Regions from separate parts of the Homo sapiens genome. Here region 1 is linked to region 2. The links are chromatin loops, found by intact Hi-C in ENCODE. Cell type or tissue: GM12878. All regions are shown on one strand. Links, peaks and the distances in the headings refer to the core of each region. The heading gives the core; the rest is flanking DNA. Region 1 overlaps CTSH (cathepsin H). Region 2 overlaps RASGRF1 (Ras protein specific guanine nucleotide releasing factor 1).

The links. Hi-C counts contacts between places; a loop is a spot of excess contacts. Peaks named below come from ENCODE experiments on the same cell type or tissue, not always from the same donor. Only the 100,000 strongest peaks of a DNase experiment are listed, where the experiment ranks them.
Region 1: it touches region 2 in a loop (6-fold over the local background); 4 of 110 quality-filtered maps call a loop at or near these places.

The regions. Positions count from the first base shown.
Region 1 is chr15:78,929,119-78,943,027 of GRCh38, reverse strand. CTSH (cathepsin H) reads left to right here. Exons shown (of 12, transcript NM_004390.5): 2 at 3,857-3,888; 3 at 5,605-5,710; 4 at 7,278-7,348; 5 at 7,946-8,050; 6 at 10,570-10,656; 7 at 11,522-11,577; 8 at 13,535-13,616. Among named protein-coding and RNA genes, the nearest start is that of CTSH, 9.0 kb to the left of the region's middle. RefSeq lists enhancers at 3,405-3,664, 3,775-3,874. In GM12878, for the core only: no CTCF peak of the experiment used is centred there; a DNase peak (open chromatin) is centred at 3,677; H3K4me3 peaks cover 5,046 bases; H3K27ac peaks cover 6,393 bases.
Region 2 is chr15:78,999,729-79,015,423 of GRCh38, reverse strand. RASGRF1 (Ras protein specific guanine nucleotide releasing factor 1) reads left to right here. Exons shown (of 27, transcript NM_001145648.3): 13 at 15-97; 14 at 8,990-9,238; 15 at 11,249-11,622; 16 at 13,637-13,762; 17 at 15,511-15,681. It overlaps LOC105370917 (a long non-coding RNA gene), which reads right to left. Exons shown (of 3, transcript XR_932519.4): 2 at 9,443-9,535; 3 at 2,996-4,698. Among named protein-coding and RNA genes, the nearest start is that of CTSH, 63 kb to the right of the region's middle. RefSeq lists a silencer at 8,003-8,297 and enhancers at 8,734-9,569, 10,498-11,697. In GM12878, for the core only: a CTCF peak has its summit at 8,125 (motif pointing right); DNase peaks (open chromatin) are centred at 8,103 and 10,813; H3K4me3 peaks cover 998 bases; H3K27ac peaks cover 1,453 bases.

The sequences.
Region 1 (13,909 bases), core at 563-8,562, 70 kb after region 2:
TCTAAAGCCCTCAGCTGCAGCAGGGCCCTTAATCAAGATCTGGAATCCCCTGAAACCCTAAAGGGAGCCATGTTGAGGAAATGTGCATTTTCCCCAGGGAAAACGGCCATAGATTGGTCTCTGGAACAGGTTCGAGACCCAAAAACGGAGATCTAAATGCTGTGTGGTAGTGATCTTCACACTGGAGGTATGGATCCTTGGGGAAACAGGAAGATATTTCAAGTGATGCCGGCAGAGAGTGTTCTGGAAATCCATTTACAGACCTTTTATTTCCAAGTGTCCTCTTTGCTAAAACTGGGAGAGAGCCCCTGAAGGCAAGGGGGAACCTCTTTCCTCTCATTCAATCTGAACCTGAACCCATGGGTATAAAAACAATAGGGACAGCAAACAAAAAGACAAAACGGTAATAAATCGTTCATATCTGGCATTCTCAATTCCTCAAGGAAACTGAATTGAAGAGGAGAGGACTTCATGGGGATATCAACTGATGAGGTCTTAAAAATAATGTTGAGTGAGGCCAGGCGTGGGGGCTCACGCCTGTGATCCCAGCACTTTGGTAGGCCAAGGTGGGTGGATCACCTGAGGTCAGAAGTTTCAGACCAGATTGGCTAACATGGTGAAACCCCATCTCTACTAAAAATATAAAAATTAGCCGGGCGTGGTGGTGGGCACCTGTAATCCCAGCTACTTGGGAGGCTGAGATAGAATTGCTTGAACCAGGGAGGTGGAGGTTGCAGTGAGCTGATATCGTGCCACTGCCCTCCAGCCTGGGCAACAGAGCCAGCCTCCTTCTCAAAAAAAAAAAAAAAAAAGAAGGAAAGAAAGGGAGGGAGGGAGGGCTGAGTGATAGAGCACCATGGGATTGGATGCACAGAAAGGAGTGCGAAGAATTAAGTGGCATTGCTCTTAAAAACTGCCTCCATTCCCAGCTGCTTATTTGAGCAGGGTTTCCCAGCCCTTTGACCTATAAGAAACAAAAATAAGACCAGAATTAATGCTGAACCTTTTCTCAACCAAACAATATTCACTCATGAAAATATAAATCCATTGCGGGGGATGGGCAGTAGAGTACTGTTTATCACATTAAGAGATGCATTTCTGATACAATTTTACTTTTGATGTTTAACAATTACTTTTCATAATGTATAATACATTTGAAATGTTTTAATCAGTTGGGACACTAATAATAATTATGATTACTCAATCCAGAATAAATTTTTTTTTTTTTTTTTGAGACGGAGTCTCATTCTGTCGCCCAGGCTGGAGTGCAGTGGCGTGATCTCGGCTCACTGCAAGCCCCGCCTCCCGGGTTCACGCCATTCTCCTGCCTCAGCCTCCTGAGTAGCTGGGACTGCAGGCGCCCGCCACCACGCCCGGCTAATTTGTTTTTTGTATTTTTAGTAGAGTTGGGGTTTCACCGTGTTAGCCAGGATGGTCTCGATCTTCTGAACTCGTGATCCGCCCGTCTCAGCCTCTCAAAGTGCTGGGATTACAGGCATGAGCCACCGCGCCCAGCTCCAGAATAAATTTTTATAATATTCACAGATGTATGGGTCACAGGTAGTAAAAACATTTAATTTTTTTTTTTTTTTTTTTTTTTTTTTTAGACAGAGTCTCGCTTTGTCGCCCAGGCTGGAGTGCAGTGGCACGATCTTGGCTACTGCAACCTCTGCCTCCCAGGTTCAAGCAATTCTTCTGCCTCAGCCTCCCAAGTAGCTGGGACTACAGGTGCATGCCACCACGTCTGGCTTATTTTTGTATTTTTAGTAGAGATGAGGTTTCACCATGTTGGCCAGGCTGGTCTCAAACTCCTGACCTCATGATCCACCTGCCTCAGCCTCCCAAAGTGCTGGGATTACAGGCATGAGCCACGGCGCCCAGCCAAAATAAATAATTTAAATTTAAACTTTTTGTTGTTGTTGCAGAAAAGAATGTGAAGGTGATCAAGCATAAAAATGTATGTTCCCTTAGGATAAAATTCTGCCAGGTGGGGATGGAGATAGGTGTTCAACAAGAAAAAGAAACTCTGTATAATATCTGACTCTTTTTTGTTTTGTTTTCTTTATTTGAGATGGAGTTTCGCTCTTGTCACCCAGGCTGGGGTGCAGTGGCACAATCTCGGCTCACAGCAGCCTCCGCCTCTCAGGTTCAAGCGATCCTCCTGCCTCAGCCTCCTGAGTAGCTGGGATTACAGGCGCCTGCCACCATGCCCAGCTAATTTTTGTATTTTTAGTGGAGCTGGGGTTTTGCCATGTTGGCCAAGTTGGTCATGAGCTCCTGACCTCAGGTGATCTGCCCACCTTGGCCTCCCAAAGTGCTGGGATTACAGGCGTGAGCCACCACACCCCGCCTAAATACCTGACTCTTATAGAAAAGTTTGTTCATGTTACTGATGGTGGATATCAAATCATCATGGTATTTAGATTCCACTGGCTAGCTTTAAAAGAATGATATAACAATCTTATTTTTAGAGATTTTTTTTTTTTTTTTGAGACAAGGTCTCACTCCTGTCACCCAGGCAGGAATGCAGTGGCGCTATCATAGCTCATTGCAGCCTCAACCTCCCAGGCTCAAGTGATTCTCCCGTCTAATTTTTTTTATTTTTTTGTAGAGACGAGGTCTCACTTTGTTGCCCAGACTGGTCCCAAACTCCTAGGCTCAAGGGATTCGCCTGTGTCAGCCTCCCAAAGTACTGAGATTATAGGCTTGGGCCACACTGCCAGGTGTTATTTTTAAATCTCAATATTTATAAGTTGGAATATGTCTTTGGAGGTATTCAAATTTAAAATGAAATGTTTAGATAAGAACATACATGGGGAAATACGGCAGGAATCCAAAAACAAATGGCTGGCCTGCTTTTGTAAAATATTTTGTCTTGTTTGTTTTATTATGTTTTTGATAATATCTGTACATATTTGGGGGTACATGTGAGGTTTCGTTTTTGTGAAGTCTTGCGGGAACGCAGTCCTACCCATTAATGTTCACAGTCTCTGTGGCTGTCTCTGAGCCGCAGGGGCAGAGTTGAGTAGTTGTGGCAGAAACCATATAGATGGCAAAGCCTGAAATATTTACTACCTGTCCCCATAAGGAAAAACAGTGCTTGCCCTTGGAATAGATAGGTTTGTTTTTTGTTGTTGTTGTTTTTGAGACGGAGTCTCTCTCTGTCGCCCAGGCTGGAGTGCAGTGGCACGATCTCGGCTCACTGCAACCTCCGCCTCCCGGGTTCAAGCGATTCTCCTCAGCCTCCCGAGTAGCTGGGATTACAGGCACACACCACCATACCCAGCTGATTTTTATATTTTTGTGGAGACAGGGTTTCGCCATGTTGGCCAAGCTGGTCTTGAACCCCTGACCTCAGGCAATCGGCCCACCTCGGCCTCCCAAAGTGCTGGGATTACAGGCATGAGCCACCGCGCCCAGCTGGAGTAGATAGCTTTTTAAATTAACTTCTTACCGAAATATAACTTCATACAGAAAGGGGCACAAATCATTGAGTATGCATTTCCACGAATTTTCTCAATCTAAACACACTCAGTTAACCAGCGCCCAGTTGAAGAAACAGGATATGAGCAGCATCCCGGAAGTGCTTTCTGCACCCCGACCCAGTAGGCATAACCACCATCCTGACTTTCAACACCATTGACTAATAGTATATACTTTTTCACATTAATTTGGGGTACAAAACCAGGAAGAGTCGGAGTTTCTTTTTGCATTCTGCATTATATAACACCATTTTTGGTGTTTTAAATTTAGTCCAGTTTTCGAAAATGCAAATCAGTTCTAAAGTGCCCTACTTTGCTATAGACTCAACATTACTGTGATGCGCCCAGACCTAATTTTTTTTTTCTTTTTACAGAGAAGTTTCACTTCAAGTCATGGATGTCTAAGGTCAGTGCCCAACTTCTTCTTTTTGAAGTTTTTCATTTCACAAAGTTTCCTGTTATCAAACCAAACTGTCCCAGATTTGAGACAATGAAAAAGGGAATTTCCAACTTTGCCTAGTGGGGTCTTTCCAGAAGTTGAACTGGCCAAACACTGGGAAAGATGCAGTTAAGTAAATTCCTTCCAAATAGTGGTCCCAAGTGATTAACTTGGCTGACAGCCTTCCAAGCCCTGGGATTCATTTCTGTATTTTGTTTTCAAAGCACATTGTGGAGAATGTAAATTAGTACAACCATTGTAAAAAAAACAGTATGGAGGTTCCATCAAAAACTCAAAACAAAACTACCATATGACCCAGCAAGCCTACTACTGAGTATATATCCAAAAGAAAGGAAATTAGTATATTGGAGGGATATCTGCACCCTCATGTTTATTGCAGAACTAGTCACAATAGCCAAGATATGGAATCAACCTAAGTGCCTATCAATGGGTAAAGCAAATGTGGTGTATGTACACAATGGAATATTATTCAGCCATAACAAAGAATGAAATTCTGTCATTTGCAGCAACATGGATGGAACTGGAGGTCATTATGTTTAGTGAAATAAGCCAAGCATAGAAAGGCAAATATTACATGTTCTCACTCGTATGTGGGAGATAAAAAAGTGGATCTGATGAAGAAAGACAGTAGAATGGTGACTAGCAGAAGCTAGGAAGGGCAGGGAAGCAGGGATGAAGATAAACTGATTCCTGAGTACAAAATATTTTTTTTTTTTTGAGACAGAGTCTCACTTTGTCACCCAGGCTGAAGTGCAGTGGCACACTCTCGGCTCACTGCAACCTCCACCTTCTGGGTTCAAGCGATTCTCATGCCTCAGCCTCCTGAGTAGCTGGGATTACAAGTGTCTGCCACCATGCCCGGCTAATTTTTGTATTTTTAGTAGAGATGGGGGTTCGCCATGTTGGCCAGGTGGGTCTTGAACTCCTGACCTCAGGTGATCCACCCGCCTCAGCCTCCCAAAGTGCTGGGATTACAGGCGTGAGCCACTGCACCTGGCCCAAAAATAATTAGAAGAAATGAGACCAAGTGTTCAAAAAACAAGTAGATTCAACTGTAGTAAGCAATCATTATTTTGTATTTCCAAATAGCTAGTAGAGAATAATTTGAATGTTCCCAGCATAAAGAAATTTTTAAAGTAATGGATCTCCCAATGACCTTGATTTGATTATTACACATTATATGAATGTATCGAAATATTACATTTACCAAAAAAAGTACATCAGTTATATATCAATAAAAAATTATACACATTTGTTTTTAGAAAACCAAAGCACACTGTGTACTGGTTGCAGAATCAGTTGGGGAACACCAGTGCATGTGCTTTTGAAAAATGGTGATCTTTGCTGTAAACTTGACCCAGCACCAGCAGTGGCGTCCAGGAGTGCCCCACATGTGGCAGGTTTGTTCACCAGTGCCTCTTGGACCACATTCTGACTTTCACGCAGCTGCATGGTCTTCATTCTGGCCACAGGTCCCTGAAAACGGGGTTGTTTTGTAACTTCCCAAATTTCTCAGCAGTACCCCGCCCATTAACACAGATTTGGCCTGAGAATCATAGCAGAAAGAAAACCTTCATCTTTCCTCTTAGGAAAACAAAAAGGTCTCCCTCTAGGGAGCTGCAGCCTGTTTCCATGACTTGCTACTGGCGTGTTTTGTTTTAGCACCGTAAGACCTACAGTACGGAGGAGTACCACCACAGGCTGCAGACGTTTGCCAGCAACTGGAGGAAGATAAACGCCCACAACAATGGGAACCACACATTTAAAAGTACGTGGAACGCCTTCCTTCCTTCCTGGAAGGATGTCAGTTAGTGACCCAGCCCATGAAAGGGCCCGCTGGGGGCTGGTGGGTGGAGGGAGCAGAAGCCCAGGCTCTGAAGCTGTGTTTGGCTGACCTCAGATTGTGGCTCCGCTGTTACTCTCTGTGTAATGTGGGATCGTAAATTTGGGACAAAGCCGGTACCCCTCTGGGTGGTTGTGAAGTTTACAAGAGACTCTGTAGAAGCCCCTGCCCCATTCCTGCCATCTGAGGGTCCAGCCTGGAAGCCAAGGTCTGTCTTTGGATTGTTGCGGGGGGTAGGGGTTGCTCATGGGCTCAGAGCAGCCCCTGGGAGCATCTGCCTTCACTCCGGATTAATTTCACTAGAAACTCACATAGGCCGGGCGCGGTGGCTCACGCCTGTAATTCCAGCACTTTGGGAGGCCGAGATGGGTGGATCACCTGAGGTTGGGAGTTCAAGACCAGCCTAACCAACATGGAGAAACCCCATCTCTACTAAAAATACAAAATTAGCCGGGCTTGGTGGCGCATGTCTGTAATCCCAGCTATTTGGGAGGCTGAGGCAGGAGAATCACTTGATCCCGGGAGGTGGAGGTTGCGGTGAGCCGAGATAGTGCCATTGCACTCCAGCCTGGGCAACAAGAGTGAAACTCCATCTCAAAAAAAAAAAGAAACTCACACGCACGTCCAGCGTATTTTCTGAGGACTCTGAGAAATATTGGTAGTTGACTAAATTGGTAATAAAGGCATCAAGCATGAGCTGGAAAGAAACTTGGGCTTGAACCTCATTTCTGCCCAGTCCTAGCCTGTGACCTCCAGGGATGCTAACATGGGCAGTAAAGAGGAAATGAGCCCAGGTGTGGTGGCCCACACCTATAATCCCTAAAGACAGGGTCAGGAGTTCGAGACCAGCCTGGCCAACATGGCAAAACCCCATCTCTACTAAAAATACAAAACTTAGCCGGGCATGGTGGCAGGTGCCTGTAGTCTCAGCTACTAGGGAAGCTGAGGCAGGAGAATCGCTTGAATCCGGGAGGCAGAGGTTGCAGTGAGCCAAGATCGCGTCCCTGCCTCCAGCCTGGGTGACAGAGCGAGACTCTGTCTCAAAAAAAAAAAAAAAAAAAAGAAAAGAAAAGAAAAAGCAGAAATGATCACGCATCCCTGCTGGGGCTGTGTAGAGACCAAATTAGGCAGCAGGTGGGAAGGCCCCTGGCACCAGTGGAGTGGTTCTTTACCTAGCTATCCATCAGACTCACGAGGGGAGTATCTAAAAAAGTAAGTGCCCAGGCCCCACCCCAGACCAACTGCATTAGCATCTCTGGAGTACGGCCCGGACATCTATACCATTGAAAAAGCTCCCCAGGTATTTTGGCAGCACTGTAAGGGCTGATTGAATTATCTACTGAATTATATTAAATACAAAAACTTAAAGGAGATGGGTTGCAGTGGTTCTAAATACGACACAGGTAAACAGGAGGTTTCATCACTTTTTCTTGTTTCTTCATTAGTGATTCACTAACCATTTCTGTTTTGGTTTTTTCCTTCTCTTTTGTAGTGGCACTGAACCAATTTTCAGACATGAGCTTTGCTGAAATAAAACACAAGTATCTCTGGTCAGAGCCTCAGGTAGGTATAATTCATTGCAACCAAATCTGAATCCTTTTACTGAAACCTTTGGAATAAATTTGGAGCCTGCTCTGCTTCTAGGCAGATTCAGTCCCATCCCCAGATGCAGCTGAGGGTATCCCCAGATTCTTTGGGGGAACCAGAAGAGTCAGCTCTCAGCAGTTCCTCAGTCCAGGCCCATGGCCTTAGCATTGTGGACCCTTAACTTAGGGCTACCAGATTAAAATATAGATACTCAGTTAAAAATGAATTTCAGATACACAACAAGTAATTCTTTAGCATAAGTATATTCTAAATATTGCACAGGATATACTTACACTACAAAGTTATTTGTTGTTTACCTGAAATTCAAATTTAACTAGGTGAGCTGTATTTTTATTTGCTACATCTGTCTACCCTATCCTAATGCTCTGGACTCTCAAGGGGACATGTCATTTAGCACTTGGGACCAGTAGACAGGAGAGGGAAGGTTCTGAGAGCTGCAGCCTTTCTTATTCTCTCTTGGTGATTCCATGTTTATACATTTCTTCTTCTTGTTGTCAGAAAGGTTTTTGGTTTTGTTTATTTTCCTGAAAATAATGTGTTTGGTTGTTCCAGAATTGCTCAGCCACCAAAAGTAACTACCTTCGAGGTACTGGTCCCTACCCACCTTCCGTGGACTGGCGGAAAAAAGGAAATTTTGTCTCACCTGTGAAAAATCAGGTATGCCTGGCAATCTCCATCCTCTCCCTGCAAAACGGCCACACTCCCAGACAATACACCAGGAAGAACAACTCAAAAGGTCCACAAAACCACCACAAGCACATCCCTGCCTCTGTTTCCTCTCGGCATCTCTCCAGCCCTCTTCCTTTGAGGGGCCAGGGAGGTCAGCACTTCTCTAGGCTGCTCTGGAGGATGCAAAAGTTCCTCTTTATTGGGCTAAAGTTTACTCCCTTCCTTCCCCACGCCCCAGATTTTCCCATTGGTCCCAGGTCTCTCCTACAGAGCCATCCAAAACGTTATGTTCCCTGTGCCCATCTGGACACCAGAACCCCATGCATCTCCTCTTCCCGCCTCCATCTTCTCCGAGCCACCAGGGTCCAGCCCCTGCCCTGGCTGGCCGCCTCCCTCTGGTTAGTCCATGTGTCATGCATCAGCAAGCTTCTCATGGCAGGGGCTGGCCTCCGTGGCCCTTGCTGTGGGGCACAGAGGGCTTGGCAAGGTGAGAGGCCCTGCCTTCCTCCATGGGGGAGCAGTCTGGGGGCATCTCAGCACAGGCCCTGTCCCAGAGAGTCTGGACCCTGCCCCCGCTGTTCTCCCGGCCTGCTGCGGCCCCTCCCCTAGCAGGGAACCTGCCGTGGCCTTCTTCAGAAGGATGCCGACCTCTGGACTCTAGGAAATATGAGGTGAAGGTTTCCTTCCTGGAAACTCCTGGCTTTCCATCGAAATTCTCCATGAGAAATGTTTTTTCACTTTCCAAAAAGCCATCCATGCAGCACAGCTTTAAAGCCTCCCGGGCTTGCAGTGTTCCTGGAGCCTGCCAAGTGCTGGATGTTTAACTAGCATCAGGAGCCAAAGCAAACCTCCCCTTGCAGCAGGAGGTGGAGTAGAAGCCTGCCTTTGCCCCGTGACATTTTTAGACCCTCTGAGAACCACATGACAATTCAGAGCAACACGTAACCTAAACCTGCCCACCACTTGGACAGGTGGGAAAGAGAGGCCCACCAAGAATTTTCCAAGTCCTCCTGTTAACTGATCCTGGGCCATCAGGCAGGACGCAGCCGGCTGGGCTAAGGGAGCGGAATGAGGTGCTTCCTGACGCAGATGTGTGCCGTCTCTTACTGTGGCCGCTGTGTGGGGATAGAGACGGACAGCAGCCACAGCGTCCATCAGCTCAGCACCCTCCTTGAGAGTTTCTCACTTTACAGAGGGAGAGCCTGAGAGGGAGGGTGGTTTGCCTGAGGTCCAAGGTAAGTAAGTGACAAAGGGGACTCAAAACCAGGCCCCTGCCCCAAGTCGAGCACCCAAGGGTCAGCCGAGCTCCGCCTCCTTCAGCAGTGAGCTTAGTCTCCCCCGAAGTGGCCACGTCTGCCTCGTTGACTGTCTCATGGACCCTCTCACCAGGCCGTCCCTCCCTCCCCCAGCTGAGAGAGATATGTGAAGGGAAGAGATTGGGTGAGGCCAGTGTCAACCTAGGGTGATGACCTGGGAGGCAGGTAGGGGACTTAAGAGACATTTCAGAAGTAGAAGCTGGAAGACTGAACCAGCAAGGTGAGGAAACAGAGATGAACCTGAGAGAAATCCTTACAGCAGCCACCAGCATTGTGCCCACGGGGGTGACTGCCTGACCAGCAGAATCTGACTTAACCCTGCTAGCGCCCTGCAAGCAGGAACCCTCGCCATTCCCACTTTACAAGCAATGAAGCCAAGGCTTCGAGAGGGGAAGTGACTTGCCCAGGTCACCCACCTGGTGTGTGGCAGAGCTGGGATGTGAACCAGGCAGGCAGGCTGCAGCCCCCCACACCTAATCCTCATGTTATTCTGGAGGTGTTGTGAATAAGGGGGCTAGGCAGCGGCAATGAACTGTTAGAAGGTGGGGAAATGGGTGGATGGGGCGGGTCCCCCAGAGTCTGGGGTGTCAGGGGTGTCTGGGTGGGGTTGTCTGGCAGTTAGTTGGATGTCTGAGCCTAAGTGGAGGTCAGCACTGGGCTAGGGTTTGGGGAGCTGTTAGTTTAACAGGACTGGGCAGAAGAGACTGGAGGTGGAAAGGTGAGAGAAGGTTCTAAAAACAGAACTTTGGGGCATCCTTCTGCAGGGAACCAGTAGGGAAAAGAGGAGCCAGTGAAGATCGAGAAGGAAGAGAGCCAGAAGACTGCAGAATGGGGTGGGGGACTCCAGGCCCTGGCAGAATGGTGGGGATTGGCCACCAAGAGGTGGTGATTGGGAGTCCACAGGCACTGGTCAGAGGCCACCTGCTGCTCCTGCTCCTTTGCAAGCCTCTCAGGACTTGCGAGGCTCAGAATGAATGGATCTGGAACAGGGCTTGCGAGCCTCAGAATGAATGGATCTGGAACAGGGCCTGCGAGGCTCAGAATGAATGGATCTGGAACAGGGCTTGGTAAACTGCCAAGGCACCTGGGGACTCGGGAGCTCTGGCAGGGTCAGCAGAGGAAGGCAGAAGGCAGGGCTGTCTCACGGCGTCCCCATCACTGATGTCCTCTGCTCTCCCCTGGCCTTTCCAGGGTGCCTGCGGCAGTTGCTGGACTTTCTCCACCACTGGGGCCCTGGAGTCTGCGATCGCCATCGCAACCGGAAAGATGCTGTCCTTGGTAAGAAATCAGCCACAGGCGACCCCCTGCGGAGGACACCCCATCCTGATGTGGGCCAGGCCTGGGCCTTTGGTTTCCCTGGAGCATTGGCTAAGGGTGCTGTTTCAGGTGGACCCAGATGCCCCAGCCTTGTGGACATCTGGCATGAGAATCTCAATTGATGCTTTTCCCGGGAAGGATCTGAGTTTATTAAGGAACCGGCCCAAGGGCTCATTCCTAGATGGATCTGGGTGGTCCTTAGCTTGACAGCCTGGAGCCTTCCCGGCGGAGGGGTTCAGAAAGGCGGAGCCTGCCTGGTGGGTAGCCAACTAGGAGCTACACCCTTCCCAGCAGCCTCAGTTGTCTTCATGAGGGAAGAGCCGGGACCTATGCATCCATCCCCTCGCCCACAAGAGACGGATGATGCCCCTGAAGGAACTATCCTAGCCCCTGCCTCTGTGGAGAAAGGAGGGACAGTGCACAGCCGGCCTGGTGATGCCATGAGGACCCTGGGTTGTGGACAGGTGGGGGTAGGGTCTCTGGCTGGGCCTGTTTCCCCCATCCTATACACCGCTGTGGGACCCCACACTCTGCATCGTATGGGCACACCTACGGGGCAGGGGTTTGGACCCAACAGCCCTTGCCCCCTCTCACCTTCCCTGGCTGCCCCTGCTTACTGAGCCCCTCCCGACATGTGCCAGCTGCTGGGCTGGCACTGCAGGACATACAGCAACTGTCCCTGCCCTTGGGGAGTTTATAATTTGGTCACCTTGACACAGCACTGACGGGGCCTCAGATGTGGCTCAGCCAGGGAGGCTTAGCGCCTCACGCCAAAGCCTTGACGGCTTCTCAGCTGGCAGGTCACTGGGTTGTGTCCTTCTTCCAGGCGGAACAGCAGCTGGTGGACTGCGCCCAGGACTTCAATAATCACGGCTGCCAAGGGTACGTCTCTGACCAGAAGGGGCCCAAAACTTCCTCATTTCCCACTGACCGCTTCGACAGGATCCAGTGTGTGCTGGGTCTGCCACAGATATAACCCACCACTGCCCTGGGCGATGGCAAAATGGTCTCTGTTGTACAGGGGTGGTCACCTCACATGGCCAGGTCTCATAGCCAGGACAGGGCAGAGCTGGAATCTGAGTCCAGGCCTCTGTCCTCTCTCCACTGTATCACCTGGCTCTCCACAGTGCGGTTGGCCTCACCCGCCACCAAGGCCTCTGGGAGTGTGGCCAAAAGAATTTAATAGAGTGAGCAACACACCATTACACATCATCCTCCAAACCCGAGATCCACACACAGATACAGGGTTGGCCTTTAGATGAACTCACTAAAGTCCCAGCCTCCCAAGCTCATTGCGCCCTGTGAGGGTGAGGTGGCTGTGTGTAAGGGCTGTACCTTGCCTGGACCTGCTTTCCTGGCCCACTGTAAAGCAGGTTGCCAGGAATTTGCTGACATTTCTACAGTGACTCTAGCCCTCCCTTCATGCAGTGCTCTGAGACATTTCTGTGGTCTTTGCTCACCTGGCACATGGTGTGCATAAAGCCAGGCTCTTGGGGTGCCGTGCCTCGACTCCCCTCCACCTCCCTGGGGCACATCCCTCTCCCAGACCCCAGCCCCTCTGAGCTGGCTCTTCCTCCTGCAGGGAGCCGTGCTGCAGCCAAGTCCTGGGGACCCAGGGGTGACGTCGTAGCCTGCTCTCAGATCCACCATCATGCTCAGTGTCCCCTTACTTTTGGTCTGTTTCCACTCCACAGCTTAGAAACCCAACCCATAACAAGAGTCTGACATTTGGGCACTCTGGGGTCCCACCGTTTTTATTTTTTATTTATTTATTTATTTATTTATTTATTTATTTTTTCTTTTTTTGAGATGGAGTCTCGCTCTGTTGCCCAGGCTGGAGTGCAGTGGCGCGATCTCAGCTCACTGCAAGCTCCGCCTCCCGGGTTCACCCCATTCTCCTGCCTCAGCCTCCCAGGGAGCTGGGATTACAGGCGTGCGCCACCACACCTGGCTAATTTTTGTATTTTTAGTAGAGATGGGGGTTTCACCATGTTGGCCAGGCTAGTCTCGAACCCCTGACCTCAGGTGATCCACCCACCTTGGCCTCCCAAAGTGCTGGGATTACAGGTGTGAGCCACCACATCCAGCCTGTTTTTCAAAGGAGTCTATTTGCTTTGGTTCAGGACAGTACTTCCTTTTCTCATTCATACAACAAATATCACAGAGCACCCGCTGTGTGTAGGCCCTGGGGATACAGCGCTCAGCAGAACTGGAAGAGCGGGCATTCTGGCAGGCTCAGAGAGACCACAGTCAAGGCTAGACTAGGTCAGGCGGTGCGGAATGCTATGGAGAGAAACAGAGAAGGGACGGGGATTGCTGGGCAGCTGCTGAGTTTTTGTTTATTCTGGGAGGCCACATGATGTAGAAAAGACCCACTTTTGGAACCACTTCCCAGCTTTAGCTGTGTGGCCCTGGCCAGGTTATTCAGCCTCTTTGCCTCAGCCAGTGACAGCATCCACCACACAGGGTCGACACGAGGGGTCAGGGAGTCATGCCTGGGAAGCACCTGCCCAGGGGCTCGGCTGTGGCGATGACAGTGCTCTGGGCTGATGCTGTTGACCATGGTGTGGGGCTGTGCACTCCTGACAGAGCGGCTGGCCTTAAGGGGTCTCTATCCCACTGAGGCATGTTTGGGCTGGTCCTTGGACTCCGGTGGCCTCATCTGAGTTTGCTGAGTCTTATCCCAAGGCTGGGCCTCTCAGAGACCCCCTCTGCCACTGGGACATGCCCAACCAAGTCCCCAGCCTGCCAGGCCAGATATCTCGCCACGCCAGTCCCCGAGGGCCCCGCCTCTATCAGGACAGCCCCAGGTGGGCTCACCTGTGTGTACTTCTTGCAGGGGTCTCCCCAGCCAGGCTTTCGAGTATATCCTGTACAACAAGGGGATCATGGGTGAAGACACCTACCCCTACCAGGGCAAGGTAACTCCAACAGCCTCCACTCTGTCTTCTTGGCGTACAGCATGCCTAGCTTCACTCCCTCCCCAGCCTTGGAAGACATCCCTTCTCCCCCCACCTCCCTCCCGCCGGAATTCTCACAATTGTCTGTTCTCTCCAAATTCTTCCTTCCCCTCCTCCACCCACCTGAGCCCACTGCTCTCACCAGTCCAGGGGCCTCTTTATCATTCTCACCCCATACCCGCTCTGCGGCACCATCTCTTTCCTTCCCGAGCCAGACTTCTCAGGACCCCTCCTTCCCCCCACCTGCCCCATCT
Region 2 (15,695 bases), core at 3,281-11,280:
CTCTCTGATTCCAGTGTGTGGATAACATCCGATGCAATGGGCTCATGATGAACGCATTTGAAGAAAATTCCAAGGTCACTGTGCCGCAGATGATCAAGTAAGTGCCCTTAACCCCATCTTGACCAGGCAGCATTCCAGAGACTGAGTACCACAAGGTGACAGCCAGGACACTGGGATGAGCCAGCTACTGGGGTTCAGAGATGCTGGGCTTTGTCTTTGGGGGTGTTTTGGATGTTTTCTTGTTTGTTTGTTTTGAGTTGGGTGATTGCTATTTGGATGATTGCTTTGGCTTAGTTTTTTGGGTTTTTTTTTTAAATTTTTTATTTCCATAGGTTTTGTGGAACAGGTGATATTTGGTTACATGAGTAAGTTCTTTAGTGGTGGTTTGTGAGATTTTGGTGCACCCGTCACCCCAGCAGTATACACTGAACCCCAATTTGTAGCCTTTTTTTGTTTTGTTTTGTTTTGTTTGTTTTTTGTTTTTTGTTTTTTGTTTTTTGTTTTTTTGAGACCAAGTCTTGCTCTGTCACCCAGGCTGGAGTACAGTGGTGCAATCTCAGCTCACTGCAACCTCTGCCTCCCGGGTTCAAATAATTCTCCTGCCTCAGCCTCCTGAGTAGGTGGAACTACAGGCGTGTGCCACCATGCCTGGCTAATGTTTTGTATTTTTAGTAGAGACAGGGTTTCACCATGTTAGCCAGTATGGTCTCGATCTCCTGACCATCTCGTGATCTGCCTGCCTCAGCCTCCCAAAGTGCTGGGATTACAGGTGTGAGCCACCGCCTCCGGCTCCAATTTGTAGTCTTTTATCCCTCACCGCCTTCCTACCCTTTCCCCCTGAGTCCCCAAAGTCCACTGTGTCATTCTTATGCCTTTGCATCCTCATATCTTAGGTCCCACTTATGAATGAGAACATACAATGTTTGGTTTTCCATCCCTGAGTTATTTCACTTAGAATAATAGTCTCCGGTCCTATCCAGGTTTCTGTGAATGCCATTAATTCATTCCCTTTTATGGCCAAGTAGTATTCCATCATATAAATATAACACAATTTCTTTATCCACTCATTGATTGATGGACATTTGGGTTAGTTCCACATTTTTGCAAATTGTGCTGCTATAAACATGCATGAGCAAGGATCTTTTTTGCGTAATGACTTCTTTTACTCTGAGTAGATACCCAGTAGTGGGGTTGCTGGATCAAATGGTAGTTCCACTTTTCCTTCTTTAAGGAATCTCCACACTGATTTCCATAGTGGTTGTGCTAGTTTTCATTCCCACCAGCAGTGTAGAAGGGTTACAGAAGTCTTACCTTTTCACCACATCCATGCCAACATCTATTTTTAAAAATTTTTTTTATTATGGTGCTTTGGCTTAGTTTTGTTATGGTTCATCTGTTTTGTACATGTGGATTATTTCTGTATTAGGTTGTTTAAAATATAACATTAGGAATGAAACTTTATGTACTCTTTTTTAATAACTATTTTTCTCTTCCTAATTAAAAAATGAATATATAGAACATTTCAAAAACCAGAAAAACCAAAACGCAGGCTCCAGGACCACTGTGTTTGTTTGAACAATCCCCAGAGACAATGTCCTACTAAACGCAGCTCTCCAAGCCCTGGGTAATACAGCCTCCCTCACCTGCACCAGGCACAATTCTCTTGCAGTCACCTGCACGCCTAACCCCCTCACCACACACTCCTTCCTGCCCCAACCCTGGAGCCCACTGGCTCTCTGGCCTCCATTCCCACCTCTGAATTCTGAGCCTGCCTTGCTCATCTGGTGCACGCTAGGACTCTGCTCCCATCTGGGCCATGTTGCTGTTGCCAGAACAATCATCTGGGTAACCCAGGCCTGTTTGCTACTTCACATACATGCTCTGGGGAACTGCAGATGTAATGCGTTTAATGCAGAATATGATTTAATGTGTGAAATCCTTTGTTTCCACTCGCCACCACTCTGAAGTCAAGTCTGATGAAGTGAGTCCTTTATGAACCTACTGTGTGCCAGGAGCTAGCCGAGGCAGTTTCAGGTCCACCAGGTCTTTAAGCCTCTGCACAAGTTGATAAGGAATTATTCCCCTCATGACTACATCACTGAACAGGTGGTGGGGTACAGCAGAAAGGTCTGGCCTTGAAGGCAACAGCCCTGGTCCCCAGCCCTAGCTTTGTGTGTGACCCTCGTCCCCAGCCCCAGCTTTGTATGTAAACCTGGTCCCCAGCCCTAGCTTTGTGTGTGAATATGGACAAGTCGCTTAACCTTTCCGAGCTTGGGTTTCTCACGTTGTAAATGGGGGACATGATAATACCTACCTACCTACTTCCTAGATCCGTTTCAATAATCCAATAAAACTCACAGCTGGAATTACCATTATATGTTTAGTGAGTACCCACTCAATTACCATTATATGTTTAGTGAGTACCCACTCATGCTCTGGAAAGGGTGCCCATTGAGACAGCAAAAGGAGCAGATGAACTTTGGGAGGCCGAGGTGGGTGGATCACTTAAGGTCAGGAGTCCAAGACCAGCCTGACCAACATGGTGAAACCTCGTCTCTACTAAAAATACAAAAATTAGCCAGGCCTGGTGGCATGCGCCTGTAATCCCAGCTACTCAGAAGGCTGAGGCGAGAGCATCACTTGAGCCTAGGAGGCAGAGGTTGCAGTGAGCCGAGACCTCACCACTGCACTCCAGCCTGGGTGACAGAGTGAAACTCTGTCTCAAAAAAAAGAGAGAGTGCGGATGAAACAAAAATAAAATTAAAATCACCTATGAAAGAAAAAAATAACAAAATTTTGAATAATGATGGTGATAAAGTGAATGGAATGTCCAGATTAAACTTACAACTTCAAGGACCCATCTGCTTACCAATCTAAAGCCTGGTTTTCTTCACAGGAGGACCAGGGAGGGGACCAGGGAAGCAGAAATGAGCAGGTGGGGTCTCCGTCCTCGGGAAATTCATCGTTTAGTGAGAGAGAGAGAGACATAGAGAGATTATTAGAAAGCAGTGTAGTGCATGCTGTAAAATGGAATCTGTGTAATCCAGGCGAGGTCCAGAAGATGAGTGATAGATCTACCTGGCACAGTTGAGGATGGTTTCTTATGGAATGGGACATTAGAGCTGGCCTCGAAGGACCAGTTGGAGTTTGCTAGACGACTGAGGGGGAAGGGCATTCTGGGAAGAGGGAACAGCATGAACATAGGTTCGGAGGCAAAAAAGTGCACGGTGTTTGGGGAGAGTGCAGGGTCGAGGAGAGTGATGTCATGCAGGCAATGACCTTGATGCAATTGTGGCCTCCAGGTACACTACCAGACAAACTATTCTAGAGGCTTTGGAACAGATTCATAGGCTAAGTTAAGATGCTTCATTACGGCATCTAATGTATCAATTTTTTTTTTTTTTCTTTGAGACAGGGTCTCGCTCTGTCACCCAGGCTGGAGTGCAGTCGTGTGATCTCGGCTCACTGCAGCCTCTACTTCCTGGGCTCAAGTGTTCCTCCCACCTCAGCCTCCCAAGTAGCTGGGACTACAGGCGTGCACCACCACACCTGGCTAATAGTGTATCAATTACAAACACATAGCAAGACACCAGGGAAAGGCGATGAGATAGCTGGTTAGGCTAGTGTGTGTGCAGATGGGAGGACCACACTGCCTGCATCCTGCTGACACAGTGTTTCTTTGTGCCACCTCTCTCCCTGCCACATCAGCCTTCACTGCTGATGGAGTGAAGTTTGAACCAAGGAGCCCATGCAATGGAAAGCACTTGGGCCAATGGCACAGAATTGCCCTCTCTCTGGTATAGGGACGAGTGCCTGGCCACAGCTGTAGCCGTCAGTTCACCTGGAGAACAGCTACACCTTTCTCTGCATTTCTTGGGCAGGGGACACAGAGGGTCAGAATAGCCATTGCCAATGGGTGGCTGACTTAAGACCTAATAAATATTGAATGTTCCATATGCCTCATGAATATTAAGCATAGCATCAATATTTGGCTATTTAGTGCCATTGGTCCCTCTGTCCCTTCCTATGTTCAGCATGTAGGTGCTCTCCTTGGTATACTGTGTCTAGTATAAATCTTCTGTACTTAGCTTCATCTGTCTTCCTTATTTAATTCTCTTATTTTTATGGCCCAATTTGACTTTCTTAAATAATACAGCGATCCACATGACATAGTGAAAGATGGGGCTGGCGGTGGGCAAGGGTCAGATCACGGTAACGCGACCGGCAAGGAGTGGGGCTTTATTCTGTAGGTGATAGGGCCAAACCCAGGGGAGTGGCAGGCTCCCCACTGCCAGCCACTCTTATGGGGAGAATGGGGAGCGGATAGCCTAGCTGGAGAAAGGTGCAGGGGTGATAGGTGGGAAGTGGGGGGTATTCCTTCCATATGTCTCCCAAAACGTGCTGAGTTTCTGGCACAGTTCCCTGCTCTCAGACTGAGTCAAGAGCATCCTGATTTTGGGTTTGCAAGACAAAGGTATACGCCCCACGTGTCCCGAGTACTCCCACCAGCCCCTAACATGATGCATCCAGGCCTTCCCGCAGCAGCTCTGTGGATGGATGTAGCGGTCAGCGTCTCAGGTCAGCCACCAGCAACCCAAAACTGAAAAGTCTCCTTCCACCTGCCAGGCTCCTGGGGCTGAGGCCCTGCCCCAACATGTGGCCTCAAGAGCAGGTAGACTCAAGGTGGGGGCACTCTCCCTGGGAAAAAAGAAAGAGAAAGTCCTTTACCCTTCAGGCAAGGCCTGTCATTGATGCCTGGGAGATAGGAATACCACTTGGAGCATTCATCAAGAAGTGTTGAAAGATCAGAGAGAAGCAAATCTGAATTTCCACTGAGAAAATGTTCACATTGTAAGGCACTGAATACACTTTCTAGCAGGGATAGCAAGTATCTGGCACTCAAGCCAGTCATCTCCCATCCAGAGCCCCTGGCAGACATTGCTAATGGATCACAGCACTCTCTTGTGTTGAGTCTGGAAGCACAGCTCTGGGCCACTGCTACCAGTCTGCCTACTTTAATGCACTCTCCCATTTTGCAGACAGGGAAGCTGAAGTGCAGGATAGTTCTACAGAATATTGGAAATATTGCCGGGTGCAGTGACTCAAGCCTGTAATCCCGGCACTTTGGGAGGCTGAGGCAGGCAGATCAATTGAGGTCAGGAGGTCGAGGCCAGCCTGGCCAACACAGTGAAACCCCATCTCTACTAAAAATACAAAAAATTAGCTGGTCATTGTGGTGCATGCCTGTAATCCCAGCTACTCAGGAGTCTGAGGCAGGAGAATCGCTTGAGCCCGAGGTGGAGGTTGCCATGAGCCGACATTGCGCCACTGCCCTCCAGACTGGGCGACAGAGTGGGTGAGACTCTGTCTCAAAAGAAAAAAAAAAAAAAACAAACAAAGAGGCTGGGTGCAGTGGCTCACTCCTGTAATCCCAGCACTTTGGGAGGCCAAGGTGGGCAGATCACAAGGTCAGGAGTTCCAGACCAGCCTGGGCAACACAGTGAAACCCCGTCTCTACTAAAACACAAAAAATTAGCTGGGTGTGGTGGTGGGCACCTGTAATCCCAGCTACTCAGGAGGCTGAGGCAGGAGAATCACTTGAACCCGGGAGGCGGAGGTTGCAGTGAGCCAAGATCGCACCACTGCACTCCAGCCTGGGCAACAGAGCGGGAGTCCATCTCAATTAAAAAGAAAAAAAAAAAAGAATATTGGAATTGCCAGAGGCACTGGAACCAACAGTGATTGTGAGGTTTAAAACAGAAAAGGAAAGGAAAAGGAAGGAGTAGAGAATGCAGGGGCTTTTCTTCACTTTCTCTTCCCCTTCCGGTGGCAGGAGCCCACAGAGAAGGTGCTAGAAGCAAACCCTTGCCAGAGGGGTCAGATGATCCCTATTTGGATGCCAGGTCTGGGCTGGATGCTTTGGGATCCGTGACATGGGAGTAGCTGTACTCTCCCTCTGAAACATGCAGCCCAGTGGGAATGACTTGGCTTCATTTGAGAGACAGTTACTGAGCCCCTTCAGCCTCCAGGGCTGGACGTAGCCCTTACTCGATGTTGCTGTCCCAGGCACTTCCTCCAGCCCAGTATTTCTTTTATTATTGCTTCTTCACAGTTTCTCACCTTCCTTTTGAGACTTTTAGTGTTGACTAAAGGAAAAATGATCAACTTTTAAAGAATTCAGGTTTGTTTTCTTCAGAAGCCTTCCTGAGGACTGTAGACGGAGGCCAGCAGCCCGGGAGCCACCCTTCTGTGAGGTCCTATCAGATATCAGCACAGTGTTTCAGCCCACTGCTTAAATGCAGGTGGGGGGCTCAGCACCTGCAGAATCACATCAGACTTGCTGAGAAGTGACACTGAAGCAGAATCACATCAAGGTTTGGGCCTGAGAGTGCGTCTGGTTAGAGATGACAGAGGTGTCATCACTAACCTTATCAGACGTCATATTATGTTTGGGAAAGGCAAAGACGAGGGTCATTTATCTTGTAGGGAGAATAGAGACTCAGGCAAGAGACCTGGGAGGCCATGTGCTCTGGCCTGCTTTGTCCTCAAAGCATCTTTCCGGAGCGCTGCACATCGTCACGGAGTCAGGGGCCTTGTGGAGTCATGCCAGCAAGCAGAAATGAGCAGGCGTGGCTTCTCTCGTTTGCTACTTTGTCTCACGGTAGTGAGAGGTCCCCTCTCTGTCCACTCTGTGTTGCTTCCATTTTCTGTCATTTCAACCTCTTTGTCCTTCTCTGAGTTCTAGGGGACTTTCTCAAATGTGTTTAATAGACCACTCAGATTTTCTGAGTGTCCGATCTGCCATTTGCTGCATCCGTCCCAGCCTTCAATTTAGCACTCTTGTTTTTCATGTCCAGGAAATCCTTCTGACCTTGGATTACTCCCTCTTCATGGTTGCTTCTCAAGGTCCCATAGATGCAGTGTATACTTTCCTGAATCTTGGTGGAAACCAAATCAGGAGTTTTCTAAAATGTTTTGTGTCTTGCAGCAAAGCTAACTTAGAAGGCAGCATTTCCTCGGTTTCTTTGGAATGCTCTCTTTTTGAACTGCAGTATCTTTACGGGCCCTGTGCTTTTCCCATATTGTTCTCATCCTAAAAAGAAATCCCACTGCCCTGCTCATTGAAGGCACTCGATAAAGTTTATTTATTTCAAATCCCAAGAATGCTTCCAAAGAAAAGTATTTAAGAAAGACAGTGTGAAAGGGATGCTATGTCCATTTGCTCACTTCCTCTGAGCACTATCTGCACTCCTAGGTAGAAGATACCCTCGAAAGAACAGGTGAGCCAGGTGCGGTGGCTCACGCCTGTAATCCCAGCACTCTGGGAGGCCAAGGCAGGTGGATCAAGAGGTCAAGAGTTTGAGACCAGCCTGGCCAACATGGTGAAACCCCATCTCTACTAAGAATACAAAAATTAGCTGGGCGTGGTGGCGCATGCCTGTAATCCCAGCTACTCGGGAGGCTGAGGCAGGAGAATCACTTGAATCGTGGAGGCAGAGGCACTCCAGCTTGGGTGACAGAGCAAGACTCCATCTCAAAAAACAGAAAAAAAAAAAAAGAAAAACTAGATAGTCTGGGCACAGTGGCTCACACCTGTCATCCCAGCACTTTGGGAGGCCAAGGCAGGAGGATTGCTTGAGCCCTGGAATTCGAGACCAGCCTGGGCAACATGGTGAAACCGTGTCTCTACCAAAAAATACAAAAATTAGCGAGGCATAGTGGCATGTACCTGTAATCCCAGCTACTGGGGAGGGTAAGGCAGGAGGATCACTTGAGCCCAGGAGAGCAAGGCTGCAGTGAGCCATGATCACACCACCGCACTGTACTCCAGCCTGAGCAAATGAGACCTTATCTCATTAAAAAAAAAAAAAAAAAAAACTAGATACGGCCATCAGCATGTAAGTAATAAGGACAAACAAAAAATAAAGAAGTAAATAAAAAGAAATGAGCACTATATTTGATTCTAAGATTCTTGGTAGTCAAAACAAAAAGTAAAACATGATTACAAAGACTCACAACATCCAAAAAATGAAAACCCAGAGTTGCCCAAGAGTCCTAATAGCTCCCATTGGATGACCAATAAAAGACGATTCCAGTGGCGTAAGCACCAGAGGGCGCTGTGTGGTACAGCAGCCTTCAGGGCCACTGGTTCCCACTATGCCCTGTAGAGGCTGCTGACCTCAAGTTCACAAGCAGCTGAAACAAGACCCCTGCAAGTTCACCCCATCTTAGCCCCTTTGTTCTGGCTAACTGCACTGGACACCTGTCCTTACATCTTGACAGCTGCTAGCAGATCAAATAGACCACATTTTGTTTTTCCATGTATCAGCTGATGGACACCTGGGTAGTTTCCACTTTGGGGCTATTACAAATAATGCTGCTAAGAACATTCATGTACACATATTTTTTTTTGAGGCAGAGTCTCGCTGTGTCACCCAGGCTGGAGGGCAGTGTCACAGTCTCGGCTCACTGCAACCTCCATCTCCAGGGTTCAAGCGATTCTTGTGCCTCAGCCTCCCTAGTAACTGGTATTACAGGTATGGGCCACCACACCTAGCTAACTTTTGTATTTTTAAGAGAGACAGGGTTTCGCCATGTTGCCCAGGCTGGTCTTGAGCTCCTGACCTCAAGTGATCCTCCCACCTCAGCCTCCCAAAGTGCTGGGATTACAGGCGTGAGCCACTGCACCCCATCCACATACACATTTGTGTAAACAGAGTTCCTTACGTCTTGTGAACTCAACAACAAATGTTTTTAAATTTGTAATACTTCTCCAGTATTTCTAGGGGTTTTATAATGGAGAGTTTTTAGGATATTGGGAAAAAGAAGTTGTAGCCCTCCTTCAGTGTCATCCTTCCCAAGCTTGTTCTCTTAATAAGACCATCCTGTGTTGTCAGTGTGTGGGGGAAGCAGTGATGAGCAGGCCTGGTGGGTGCCATTCAGATGCCTTTAGACCCACATCACCTCTGCATCCTTCCTCCCCTCTCAGGTCCGACGCCTCCTTATATTGTGATGATGTTGACATTCGCTTCAGCAAAACCATGAACTCCTGCAAAGTGCTGCAGATCCGCTACGCCAGTGTGGAGCGGCTGCTGGAGAGGCTGACGGACCTGCGCTTCCTGAGCATCGACTTCCTCAACACCTTCCTGCACTCCTACCGCGTCTTCACCACCGCCATCGTGGTCCTGGACAAGCTCATTACCATCTACAAGAAGCCTATCAGTGCCATTCCTGCCAGGTGGCTGAGGTGCCCTCCTCCTCCCATGCCCGGAGAGCTTCCAAGCCTTGGAGGAAAACTGAGCTTGCACGGGGCCGGGGGGTGACCTGGAAGGTCCCTGGAGGAGCAGCAGTAACGTGTTGGGGTGCTGCGGGACACACACCGCCACTGCCCCCTCTCCCCAGGAACCAAGCCTCCCTCTGCAGAGAGGCAGGGACAGCTCACCTGCCTGGTGCTACTGCTCAGTCTCAGCTGCTTCCATCTCCACCTGCCAGGATCCTGGGGTGTGGAGGGTGCTCTCACCTCTTAGCCCCGCTCCTGGAAGCACAGGGTCCCACCGTCACCAAAGGACAGTGCTTCCTTTGGTGAAAAAAGAGAAAGGAAATGAGGAGGGGAAGGAGGACAGAAGGAGAGAGGGAGAGGGAGAAAGAAAAATAAAGGGAGAGAGGAAGGAAGGAAGGGAGGGAGGGAGGGAGGGAGGGAGGGAGAAAGGACTCTTACCCCTGCTTTGCTTAGACCACCTCCTACTCTAAGAAATGATGGAGCCCTTTTTGGCCTACTTGGGGTGAGTCAACATAAGGAGTGCAGGCCACCTTAGCCTTTGCTTCTCAAAAGTCATGGGGCAATGAAGGACTTGGCCAAGGCTGTCCAGCAGTAGGCCAAGTTCAGGGATTGGCTCAGGCCCCTAATGGACTTCACTGCATCCAGGAATGGTAGGTGATTATCTTTTCCGAGAGGCCACCTACCCAGATCCCAGTTGTGGACAGCCCATCCCAGCCCTCAGAGGCTCAGAGGCTCTCTGAGTGCCCTGCCCCAAAACACCCTAGGCAAGACATTATGCCAGAGCCTCAGCTCTAGGGCTGCCTGGAGCAGAGCTCCTGAATCACACTGGCTCCCCAGGGCTCCCCAGGAACCTCACCATTCCTCCCCCAATCCACACCTCTGCTGCCAGAGCAACGCAACGACCCAGAATACACCCGTTCCCTCTTCTGTTCCCTCCTCCTGCCCCCACCTCAGGCCTCACTGGGGCAGGGTACATCTTGCCTCTCTGCCCTGAACTTCTGAAACCTCAATGATCAGATTCCCAGGGCTCTGAGAAAACAGAAGCAAACATCCCATCCAGGATGGATTTACCCCCTAAAAGTCACTGAGATCATTCCCAGGGGCCCAGCAGACAGTGTCCTTCCTTTCCCAGCAGCAGTGCCCTGCAGAACAAAGAGGCTGGTTCAGAGCCAGCTCTCAGCCCTATGGCCTTGGCTGAGTCCCTTAACCTTTCTGAGACTCAGTTTCCTACCTGTGACATTCCTGCAGTTATCCTGTAGGAATAAGAGTGCCTACGTCCTGGGGCAACAGTGAGGGTTAAAAGATCAATCCTATCCTGTGTGCAACGTGGAGCAGACAGCCTCGATGAGACAAGCTATGGTTTGCAATGTTCTGGATGTATAACCTGTTTCCAGCCTGGCCTGAGGTGGAACCCTGTCATGAGGATGGTAGGGGCCACTTTCAGCTTCCCATCCCCCTAAGTTTGCATATAGGGCCGCTCAAGCCCCAAAGCAGGTGGAAAGGACCCTGCGTTTAGAGTAGGAGGCATCAGATGAGTCATTTCCTGTCTCTGAGCCTCAGCTTCCTCATTCCACAAAACATGCCTGAGGACCTCTCTAAGGATGAGGCCAGAGAGTGTAGGCGGGAGCAGGCCCTGTGTGGGATGGAGGGGGGTTTTGCACAGTCCGCAGCTCAGGGGACCCTTAGCACTTCAGGTCAGATGCTGCAGCTGCTGCCCTGAGGGGGTGGGGGGGCGGAGCATAGAAGCCCCAGATCCTCTGCCCAAACCATCCAGAGCAGGACCCTTGGCCCCAGGCCATTTAATCGCATTGTCCCTGCTCAGAGGATCAGCTCAAGTATGGGTTTCAGGGATCCTAAGAATGATGGAGCCGTTGCTGCCACTCCGAGCCCCACCGGAGACGGCCCCCAGGCCTAGGCGGGCAGGCAGGCCTACGCTAACTGTCATTTTCACCCCCGCCCTCCCCACAGGTCGCTGGAGCTCCTGTTTGCCAGTGGCCAGAACAATAAGCTCCTGTACGGTGAACCCCCCAAGTCCCCGCGCGCCACCCGCAAGTTCTCCTCGCCGCCACCTCTGTCCATCACCAAGACATCGTCACCGAGCCGCCGGCGGAAGCTCTCCCTGAACATCCCCATCATCACTGGCGGCAAGGCCCTGGACCTGGCCGCCCTCAGCTGCAACTCCAATGGCTACACCAGCATGTACTCGGCCATGTCACCCTTCAGCAAGGCCACGCTGGACACCAGCAAGCTCTATGTGTCCAGCAGCTTCACCAACAAGATTCCAGATGAGGGCGATACGACCCCTGAGAAGCCCGAAGACCCTTCAGCGCTCAGCAAGCAGAGTGAGTGGCCATGCCGTCGGAGCTGCCCCCCAGCCTCCCAGCCCCACTGAGGCTCAGCCTGGCCCAGCAAGGCCTCAGGGCTGCTCTTCCTGCTCCCATGGGGAAGGAAGGGAGAGGCTTGGGGGTCCCACCAGGCAGATAGTGGAGGCAGCACAGAGTCTGGGCGGTGCAGAGAGGTAGCCGTATGTGGGAGCCCAGGCTGCGGGGGGAGGCAGGCAGAAATTCCCAGGGCATCGCCACACTTTAGATGAGTCAGTTCCCATCACGAGCAATTTAGGCATCCCTCTGCCCTGACCACAGCATCCTACGGCATCCCTGTGTTTGTCCATGTCTGCAGAGGACAGGGCCTGGGCCAGGCCCATTCAGGGCCCGGGAGAGAAGAGGTCGTCAGCAGCTCCTGCCCCCTGGGATTCAGTCTGGCTGAGGACCCAGACCAGACACTGAAATGTGGACACCTGATACGAATGGCTTGTGTCAGGAGGATGCTCCAGGGGCACAGAGGTTGGGGTGGGAACACCATTAGGAGCGTCATAGAAGGCTTCCCGGAAGAACTGTTCGATCTCAATTTTTACCAAGAGGAAAGGAGAACATTCTAGACCATGGGAACAGGATGGGAATGACTGAGGAGCAAGAAAAGGCCTTGTGTGTTTCGGGGACAGCTGGACGCCAGGCAGACCTGGAATGCTGAGTGTGAGACAGGCTGGAGATGATTCCAGGACAGGCTGGAGCCTCCCTACTCTCAGGGTTTCTCCTGACTGTTCTAAAAGTGTCAGGTCTGGTTCTGATTTAGATCCGAACAGGCCACATCTTGGGTGCCACAAGCATTGTCTCGGTTAGCACATGAGAGCACGTGCACACACGCACGCACCCACGTGCAACCAGGGGCTGGTCAGACGCCCCAGGCTTTGAGGAGGAGGCCTTTGAAGAGGGAAGGATTTCTCTCCTCTGAGCTGGCAAGAGGGAAGGCAGAGGGCACCCCCAGCAGAGGGCACAGCTGGGGCAAGATAAATCCTCCGCCAGGCTCCATACCAAGTAACACTCACCGTGGCACATGCAGTTAATGGGTGATGCATGCAGCTGAAAGTCAGTCACCAAGGAAATGGCCTGCCAGAAATTTCATAATTTCACATTCTGAAATGTAACGCAAGGCAGTCCTGAGAAGTCATCTGGTACCAGGCTTCTTGACTGGTGATCCAGGAGCCCATGAATCTAATTATGTGCCAAACTGTGTGTGTGTGTATATGTGTGTGTATGTGTATTTGTTATGTATAAATGTGTGTGCGTGTGCATGTGCCTGTGGACATTCTTGTCTAAAGAGAAGACCTGTGGCTTTGTGTTCTCAAGGTCAGATGCAACTACATCCACTTTCTACGTGGGTAAACTGAGGCCCAGAGCAGTTAAGAGTTTCTGACCAAGACCTCACTGTGCCAGACCTAGGCTTTTAATATAATTCATCAGCCTCCCCAGGGTGTGTGGACCAGGAGTCTCCCAAGATTAGGAAGCCTCTATAATTAATTATCCAAGACAGGACATTTTAAGAGTGACCAGGGGCACGCGGCAATAGGTTAAAAGCAGAGGAAAACTGGAGCAGATGGTCACCTTAACTAATAAGCTTCACCAAAAAAAAAAAGAGAGATCGTGTAACTCAAAGTGTGGTCCGTGGACCAACCACATGGCCATCACCTGGAACCTGTTAGAAATGCAGACTCTCAGGCCCTGCCTGAGACCCCTGAATCAGAATTTGCATTCTGACAAGATCCCCAGGTGTGTCTGGTAAGGTTTGAGAAGCCCTGGTGGAGCAAAAGCCACCTTGGAGATCGACAGTGCTCATTAGCAAGAGAAAGGTTCTGATGAGTCCTGCGGGAAACAAAGCTGTTAAACTTTCTTCAGTGGCTGTATCCCAAGTTTACTCTGTTTTGCCTCAGTAAATTATAGACATAAATTTTAAAATCAAATATTTAAATTTTAAAATTAAAATTAAGAAAAGTAAAATTATTTATTTCTTTTCTCCCAGGCTCAGAAGTCTCCATGAGAGAGGAGTCAGATATTGATCAAAACCAGAGTGATGATGGTGATACTGAAACATCACCAACTAAATCTCCAACAACACCCAAATCAGTCAAAAACAAAAATTCTTCAGGTACAATGCACCAATTCAAAACCACAAATAGATTTCCAGTTTGGGAGAGGGCAGTAGGTCAAGTCGAGTCAAGGCAAGTGGGTGTCATCCCTTATGCTTTATGAGTGACTCCTAAGAGCAGTAACTTTTCTGATATTTCATAACCCACCCACCACCACCCGCCCCCCGCCACCCCAAGGGAAGGGGCTGTGGGCACTGGAACATTGGCTGGGTAGATCCTGCTCTTCAACTCAACCAAGTCACTCTCCCAACTTCAGACAAGACTGCCTTGAGCCCACCCAGCACAGGTGGGCAGGGAGGCTCAGCATCTAGGGCTCATTCGTGGAAGATCCTGATTCAGAAGGTGCTTCCTGAACCCCAGCACAGGTGGGCAGGGAGGCTCAGCATCTAGGGCTCATTCATGGAAGATCCTGGTTCAGAAGGTGCTTCCTGAACTGAGTGCCAGGCTCTGCACAGACCCCTTTCATCATCTTGACAGCTTTGCAAAAAGGCTAGGTGTTTCAAATAAGGGGAAAGACTCCAAGAGGCGGTGACATTGCTCACCCGCAGTCCCAGACTCCTGATCCTGAAGGATCCTTGAGAAGCAGTCTTGGTCTCCGGTTTTCATAAAGCCCTTTCCCCTATACAAGGGGGCTGTGAGATACCCAATGGTGAGAGAGAGCTCCCAGGGGACCCACCTCCCAGGCAGCCCCTCCCCACACAGCTTTCTCCAATGTCCCTGCTCTCACATGCAAAGGGCCGCCTGCAGCCTGAACTCCCCACTATCCAGGCTTTCAAAAGGAACCCAATAGGTAACAGGGTCACCGAGCTTTAGAGAGAAACTGCCTGGACATACTGCAGCCCTGCCACAGCTGCTCAGACACACAGAAACAGAGCTCATGGAGAGCCAAATTTCAGAAATAAGCTTTGAGTCCTTAAAATAAATCATATGTGCCTCACAGCATTAAATACTGCTATTTTGTCTTCAGTAGTCTGGATTGCTTTCCAGAGACAAGATGAAACCAAAGGTTTCAAGAGTAGGTTTCTCCTATCATTACTACTAAAAATTATGATTATTATTATTATTACTAATAGCAATGATATTCCATGGCATTTATATAGCTTTTCACCTAACACAAAGTACTTTCATCTATGTTATTGCCTTTAATCTTTATATCCACCTTTTGAAGCTTTATCCCTATTATTCAAAGGAGACTACTGAAACCCAGAGGGGTTAAATGACTTACCCAAGGTCACACAGCTAGTAGGGGGTAGGGGAGAATTTCAACTCAGGTGGCTGGACTCCAAGAGCCATCCTCTCTCCATCCCACTGTGCCCACGAGCCCATCAGTATGAATTGTTATGGATGTCAGACATTGGACAGGTTATGTGTTAATCCCAAGTAGACTGAGAGGGTAAGAAAACTCATGATGCTGCCCTCAGGCAGGCCTGTGCCCTGCTGGACCTGAGAGGTGAAGGGGTTGAGAGCTGCAGAAAGATGGACGGGGTGACTGGAGACCTTTTTCAGAAGCAGGAGTGTGCTCCCCAACCTGGGACAGCCCTGAGGGTGTTGTGGTGTGACTCTCCCCAGAGCTTCTAACACAGAGAGAGACACACACACACACCAGCACCACCCGACATGCCCTGGTACCCTGAAGACACAGCCTGCTGGCTCTTAAGGCTGCTCTAGCCTCGGGACCCCTGGTTTTCTAACAGCCTGAGGAGTTGGGACTGGGGACAGCTGAGGGTTGGTTCCCTCCTCTCTGCAGAGTTCCCACTCTTTTCCTATAACAATGGAGTCGTCATGACCTCCTGTCGTGAACTGGACAATAACCGCAGTGCCTTGTCGGCCGCCTCTGCCTTTGCCATAGCAACCGCCGGGGCCAACGAGGGCACCCCAAACAAGGAGAAGTACCGGAGGATGTCCTTAGCCAGTGCAGGTATGTGGGGTGTT